Linked DNA regions of Homo sapiens: region 1 is linked to region 2. The links are chromatin contacts, found by Hi-C or POLR2A ChIA-PET in ENCODE. All regions are on one chromosome and are shown on one strand. The core of a region is the stretch at or near the end of the contact, and the rest is flanking DNA. Distances in the headings are between cores, read along the strand shown.

Region 1 (3,600 bases), core at 631-3,130, 2.0 Mb before region 2:
GAAACCCCGGCTTTACTAAAAATAAAAAAATTAGCTGGGCATGGTGGCGCGTGCCTGTAATCCCAGCTACTTGGGAGACTCAGGCAGGAGAATCTCTTGAACCCGGGAGGCGGAGGTTGCAGTGAGCCAATATCGCACCACTGCACTCCAGCCCGGCAATAGAGCAAGACTCTGTCTCAAAAATAAAAAAGAGAGAGAGAGATAGCCTTCGGGGCACAAAGTAAAAGTTGCAAAGACCACTGCACGGGCTCTCTTCTCCCATGTGTTCCCACTTCATGCTCCAGGCCTCTGGGCTGCTGGGAATGCAAGAAGCACTTTAACTGGGAAGTCATCAACCTCAATTTTGCCAACAAACTTAAAGGAGTGGAAAAGTTCCCCATGGCATCACCACCATCATAAAGGAGAGTGCTCCCACCACTTTAGAAAGGTTCTCAAATTTGGTTTTCAGACAAGAGCCCTCAGTCACATACATATATCTCATTAAATAAGCAGATGTTTTACTTATTTAACAGGCATCAAATTTTTTGCTTGAGTCCAGATTTAGTGACTGATCCATAAAGTGGAAACAAAGAACAAACAGTATGATTGTTCAGAAAGCAGGATGAACATTTCTCTCCAATAAGGTACCATTTTGTGAGCTCATAGTCCTTGAATACTGAAAATGATGAAAGGAAAAGGAATATTTTATATGCAAAAAGGTAGCATAAGGAGGTGTTCCGATTAGGTGTGATCGACCTAAAAGATTAATGAAACAACAAACCCATCAAAAACGACTACAATTGACAGAAAGCTAGAAACATTAACGGCGTTGGAAAGCTCAAATGACAGAAGTTCACAAATTCTTAATCATCTAATCCAGGCCTCTCCTCATTACCATTCAGACCACTCACAAAGATCCCATTAAATCAGCTCATAATCAGGTTTACAAAAATAAGACTCCTTAAGAGATGTGGCAATGTGAGAAGTGGAGCACGTACACAGGCACAGCAAATGACTACGTTAGTGAAAACTGTAGGGTTTATCATAAGCAAAATGACAGTGCTCTCCTCCGTGAAAAAGAGAAAGAAATCGGACGGGTCTCCTTTAAGTGAAAATAGAGACTGTGAGAACATAAAGACATTGCTGACATCTGTGTTTTAACATTCCATTTATTTAAGGAAAGAGGAGAAAGAAATGTTTGGAATATAAATAAACCCTTCCCTATAGGAAGGTCAGAAATGTAGAAATACGCAGAAGCTGGTGGGAGCAAAAGCCGATCCTGAGACAAGGATATCTAGAGAGGTAGCCCTGGTCGGGATGTGGGAAGAGGCCTGCGAAGAAACAGCAGAACCAAGGGAAAGAAAGGGAAGAACGTCAGGTCCACTGCTCATCCCGAGCGCCTAGAACTGCGCCAGACTCCTGGCATGCGCACAGGACACTGAAGGAAGGGATGAGCTTTTCGGCTAGCGTATTGTCTTTGAGCGACAGAGCGGGATTCCCAAACGTCCCCGCCGGTCACTCAGCTCCTGCAGTTCATGCCTAGCAAGAACCTTGCGGGCGGTCCGAGGCTGCCATCCTTTCACAGCTGTATTTGGGGGCAAAAATAGGGTAACGAAGCCGGGGGCCCAGACTTACTTTTGCAGCCGGGTGCCATAGCGCCCTCACCCCTCGATCCCGAAAACAATGCAGCCGGTGCCTCCACCTCCCGACTGCACCGCGCGCGACTGAATTCCGCCCGCTCAAGATGGCCGCAAATTTGAATTTGGCGCTTGGATCGGACGTTGACGCCCGCATGGAGGCCGCCATGTTGCCCGGCCTACGCATCGGGGGCGTGGCCCAGTGACGTCACAGCTAAGCGCCTCTGTATCGTCGCGAATCCGTCGCGGAACCTGTCTTCTGTCTTTACCCAGAGCTACCATGAGCAAGCGGAACCAGGTATCGTACGTGCGGCCAGCCGAGCCGGCGTTTCTGGCCCGCTTCAAGGAACGGGTCGGCTACAGGGAGGGACCCACCGTAGAGACTAAGGTGAGCCTTCGCCAGTCGTGTTTCTTCGGAAGCGCAGCCAGCCCGCCACTTTCAACTTTTGCCTCTACTTGGAGGGTGGGTGCTGTCGGGTCCCTCTTTTCACCCGCGCTCGAACCCAATTCCGGTGGAACTCGGACCCCCAGGCTGGTTCTTTTCAAGCGACCACAGCCCCCTACGCCCAGGAAGCTCTGTAGTTTTCAGAGCGCTGCTGTGTTCCTGAAAATGAACTGACGTGTAAACCACCTGGTCCTTGGTAGATGGTAAAGAAAGATCACTTTATTGTCTCTTCTTTCTCACTTGTTTACCTCAAAAGCTGTGAGTTCGCAGGGTGAGTTAGAGTTACAGCGTCGTCCCGTATTCCAGATAAGGACACAGGCCACTCGATCAAATGACCCCCGCCCCAACCATGTCCTAGGACTCGAGTCTGGAACGTCTTCGGAGGAATGTCCTGAATCTGTTTCTATGCTTTGTTAATTAAAAATAAATAAAAATAATATAGAGAAGGTCGGGCACAGTGGCTCACGCCTGTAATCCCAGTACTTTGGGAGGCCTAGGTGGGCGGATCACCTGAGGTCAGGAGTTCGAGACCAGCAGAGCCAATAGCCAATATGGTGAAACCCCCCGTCTCTGCTAAAAATACAAAAATTAGCCGGGCATGGTGGCACATGCCTGTAGTCCCAGCTACTCCGGAGGCTGAGACAGAATCGCTCGAACCCGGGAGGTGGACGTTGCAGTGAGTTGAGATGGCGCAGCTGCACTCCAGCCTGGACAACAGAGCGAGACTCCGTCTCAAAAAAAAAAAAAAAAAGCCGGGCCTGGTGGCTCACGCCTGTAATCCCAGCGCTCTGGGAGGCTGAGGCGGCAGATCACGAGGTCAGGAGATCGAGACCATCCTGGCTAAAACAGTGAAACCGCGTCTCTACTAAAAATACAAAAAATTAGCCAGGCATGGTGGCGGGCGCCTGTAGTCCCAGCTACTCGGGAGGCTGAGGCAGGAGAATGGCGTGAACCCAGGAGGAGGAGCTTGCAGTGAGCCGAGATCGCGCCACTGCACTCCAGACTGGGCGACAGAGCGAGACTCCGTCTCAAAAAAAAGAAAAAAAAGAAGAGTAAGCAGAAGCCGTAAATATCCTGGGTCTAAATAGAAGAAGAGGAGCTTCAGGAAAGAGCCACACCTGACTATTGTTGTCTAGGGCCGGAGGGATCAGTATTGAACACATGAATGACAAGAAAGCAAAACAGCTACATTGCTGATACAGAGAAAGTTTTAGTGGTCTGGATAGAAGAGCAAACCAGCCACAACATTCCCTTTAACCAAAGCCTAATCTAGAGCAAGGCCCTAACTCTTAAATCCTGTGAAGTCTGAGACATGTGAGAAAGCTGCAGAAGAAAAGTGTGAAGCTAACAGAGGTTGGTTCATGAGGTTTAAGGAAAGAAGCCATCTCCATAACATAAAAGTATGAGATGAAGAAGCAAATTATTCAGATCTAGCTAAGATAGTTGATGAAGGTGGCTACACTAAACAGGTTTTCAATGTAGATGAAACAGCCTTCTATTGGAAGAAGATGCCATCTAGGACTTTTTTTTTTTTTTTTT
Region 2 (3,323 bases), core at 746-3,245:
CAATATCCTGGTTGTAATATTATACTAAAGTTCTGCAAAATATCATTGTGGAGAACTGGAAAAGTATACAGGGGATCTCTATTATTTTTTACAACTGCATGTGATTCTATAAAAATCTCAATATAATTTCAAATTAAAAAGCAAAAAACAAAGGGCAGTGTCCTACAGATACTTCTGGCTAGAGAAACAAAGTGGGCTGGAATTAACAAACATCTGTATACTGTACATGAGGAAATACTGGTGACCCAGATTGGATTCGCCAGCTTCTTGGATGATAAAATGTCAAGCTTATAAACTAAAGAAAATTCTCAAAAGAATTTTGGGCAGAAAAAAAAAATGGCATGAGAGCCTTAGTGGTGACCGTGGAAAAGTAACAAACCTAGAGGAAAATCATCCCTGCTTTTTAAAAAATGGGTTACTGCAAAAATGATATCCTCGTCAAAAATAATCCTTGGATTGCTGGAGCAAATGTTACCCCTTTCCCAAACTTTCTAATACATACATTCTAGAATGTCGGTTCTGAAATTCTCTTGCATCCTTAATTTTCTCACAGCATGTTCTTATTTTAATGAAAACCTGGCTTTCTGCTAGGATCCATGCTTTCCAGAAGCCCTCTAAGTAGACCTGGCTATTCCTTTTCCTATGCCACATAGTCCCATCGTGGTCATGAGGCAAACGAATGATACTCCCCACTACACACACCATTTAAAAAAAACCCTAATCCTTTGAGGCTCACATCTACCTGAATCCTACTCTTTATCCTGTCTCTCTTTGCTGCCACCTGTATATTATACGTCTCCCACCCTCAGCTCACCAGGCAGCAATTGGAGACCAACGGGAAAGATCCATTTTTCCTTTATCAGGAAACTTCGGGTTTATACCTGCAGTGCTGATGGCAGTCTAGTGCCGTATCTTATGTATGCATGTCTATGGGATGGGTATTCATTCACCTTATGAGGAAAAAAAATAGAAAAACAACTGCCAAGGTTTTCAAATTATGAAGTCCTGGATAAATATTTGGGCAGGAGCTGTGGCTCACGCCTGTAATCCCGGCACTTTAGGAGGCCAAGGTGGGCGGATCACCTGAGGTCAGGAGTTCAAGACCAGCCTGGTCAACATGGTGAAACCCCGTCTCCACTAAAAATAAAAAAATTAGCCAGGTGTGGTGGCGGGTGCCTGTAATCCCAGCTACTCAGGAGGCTGAGGCAGGAGAATCGCTTGAACCTGGGAAATGGAGGTTGCAATGAGCTGAGATCGCACCACTGCACTCCAGCCTGGGCGACACAGCGAGACTCTATCATAGATAGATAGATAGATTAGATAGATAGATAGATAGAAAGAAATCTCCCTTGAATCATCTTTCCTAGAAATTTGCCTCCCACCCCCATATTGCCCTGAAATATAGTAGTGTCTTACATTGGAAGGTGCCATTTAAAAAAAAAAAAACAAGTATTTTCCTTTATGAAAATAAACGATGTTCATTATTTTAAAAATTCTCTAAAGTGTAAAAATAAAAACACAGCACTGCTATTCCACCACCCAAATATAACCACTTTTAATATTTCTATTTCGGTCTTGTTTTAGTGCCTAGTTTGAAATAAACACAACTTTATTTATTTAGCATTGCTATATTGCGTCCTGCTTCCTTCACTCACCATCATAACATGGCCTTTCCCCACACTGTTTTACATTTTTCAAATATATCTGAATGGCTACTTTAAATTTCATGGTGAGATCGTTCGCTTTTTAACTCCCCAACAGGAGAGCGGAATGGGCATCTCTGTGCAGAACGTTTGGTCCACAAAACTTTTTTAAAAATATACTCCAGAAGATTTAAAATCTCCAGCGCACTCGAGATCGTGCTCGCTTGGATCCAGCCCAGCGCGCCATCAGCGCCTCTGTCACTTTCAGAACTCTTGGCGCCCCCTCGGCCCCCGTAGAGTAGCGTTGAAAACGCGCAAGTGACGTCGCTTGTTTCCCTGGTGACGGTTGCCAGGGCAGCGCGTGTCGGCGTCCGGAGGAGGTGACCTAGCCGCCGCGGTCCTAGAAGGGAGAAGTGGAGAGAGACCGCTGTAAGTGCCGGGGAGAGCGGAAGGGCCCGGGCCGGAGCTGGGAAAGCCCGCAGCTGCCGGGGGCGCGGAACCGAGCCCGAGCGCAACCCCAGCCCGAGCGCGCTGCCACTGGCCGGGCGCTCACCGCGTGCTGGGCGCCCAGCGAGGACTCTTCCCCTTCGTCCTTTGAATCTTCACACACAGCCCTCTTCTAACCCAGGCAGACGCTTATTTTCCATGCAGTACATGGGTTAATGAGGCGCAGAGGGTGGGTCGCCTGCCCCAAAGTCATAGCGTAGATGGCACAGTCAGAACTCGAACTCAGGTCCGCCTGACAAGCGCTGTTTGCTGGGCCTCTGCCACTGGGCCCTCTCGCACCGCACTGAAAGATGCGACCCGACGGCGTGCACTTCCGCATCTCCCAGTTCCCCTTCCAGGCCCAGCCCCCACAGGACTGGGGACTCGCAAGAGGGAGTTCCCCTCCAAGCCCGGAGTCCAGCCCTGAGAACCAGAGCATCACCCCGCTCCCATCCCAAACCCATCCCTACGAAGATGCTAGCAGTGCACAGAGCGCCAAACTAGGCATCCGTGGGCGGCCTCCCCACACCTCCAGGCCCCTAGACTGTTGTTGAGAATACTCGAAAAGAACACAGTAAAAGAAAAGAAGAAAGAGAAGGAGAGGGGAAGAGAAAAACAATGAAAAAAGTGGCAGGCCGATGGGGCAAGGGGTCTCAATCCTTCCTCACTGGTCCCTGTCACCTATGGTCCCATATCCTGTGGGATCTTGCTTCCTCATAGGACTCCAGAGTGCATGCCACTCTTCCTACTCCCTGGCTCTAAGTCCTACCTGAGCCAAGAGTTCTTTCCATGCAGCTCTAGCCTTTACTTTATTTTTTTTATTATTACTTTTTTTTTTTTTTTTTTTTTTTGACGGAGTCTCGCTCTATCGCCCAGGCTGGAGTGCAGTAGCGCGATCTTGGCTCATTGCAACCTCTGCCTCCCAGGTTCAAGCGATTCTCCTGCCTTGGGCTCGAGTAGCTGGGATTACAGGCGCCCGCCACCATGCCTGGCTAATTTTGGTATTTTTAGTAGAGATGGGGTTTCACCATGTTGGCCAGGCTGGTCTCAAACTCCTGACCTCAGGTGATCCACCCACCTCAGCCTCCCAAAGTTTTGGGATTACACGCATGAGCCACCACGCCCGGCTTAGCCTTTACTTTTAAAAGAAAATAGACTTAAAGCAGATTTTTAGAAGCATTAAACAAAAAACAG

Evidence for each region. A loop is a pair of places that touch in the nucleus more often than their neighbours do. ChIA-PET counts read pairs that join two places held with the same protein, here RNA polymerase II (POLR2A). Pooled maps may share reads with other maps.
Region 1: a map of B cell shows a loop between it and region 2 (23-fold over the local background). The contact joins the promoter of KIAA1143 here to the promoter of CCDC13 in region 2. A Hi-C loop is called at or near these places in 1 of 168 maps with a recorded cell type or tissue (B cell) and 4 of 50 pooled maps. POLR2A ChIA-PET finds 5 or more read pairs at or near these places in 1 of 52 experiments (Panc1).

The regions. Positions count from the first base shown.
Region 1 is chr3:44,759,899-44,763,498 of GRCh38, reverse strand. It overlaps KIAA1143, which reads left to right and starts at 1,880. Exons shown (of 3, transcript NM_020696.4): 1 at 1,880-2,004. The coding sequence starts at 1,897. It overlaps KIF15 (kinesin family member 15), which reads right to left and starts at 1,705. Exons shown (of 35, transcript NM_020242.3): 1 at 1,615-1,705. The coding sequence starts at 1,633. RefSeq lists enhancers at 1,655-1,934, 2,725-3,367.
Region 2 is chr3:42,771,925-42,775,247 of GRCh38, reverse strand. It overlaps CCDC13 (coiled-coil domain containing 13), which reads left to right and starts at 1,995. Exons shown (of 16, transcript NM_144719.4): 1 at 1,995-2,072. CCDC13-AS2 (CCDC13 antisense RNA 2) reads right to left here. Exons shown (of 2, transcript NR_122070.1): 2 at 1,613-2,043. RefSeq lists an enhancer at 1,815-1,984 and a silencer at 2,115-2,274.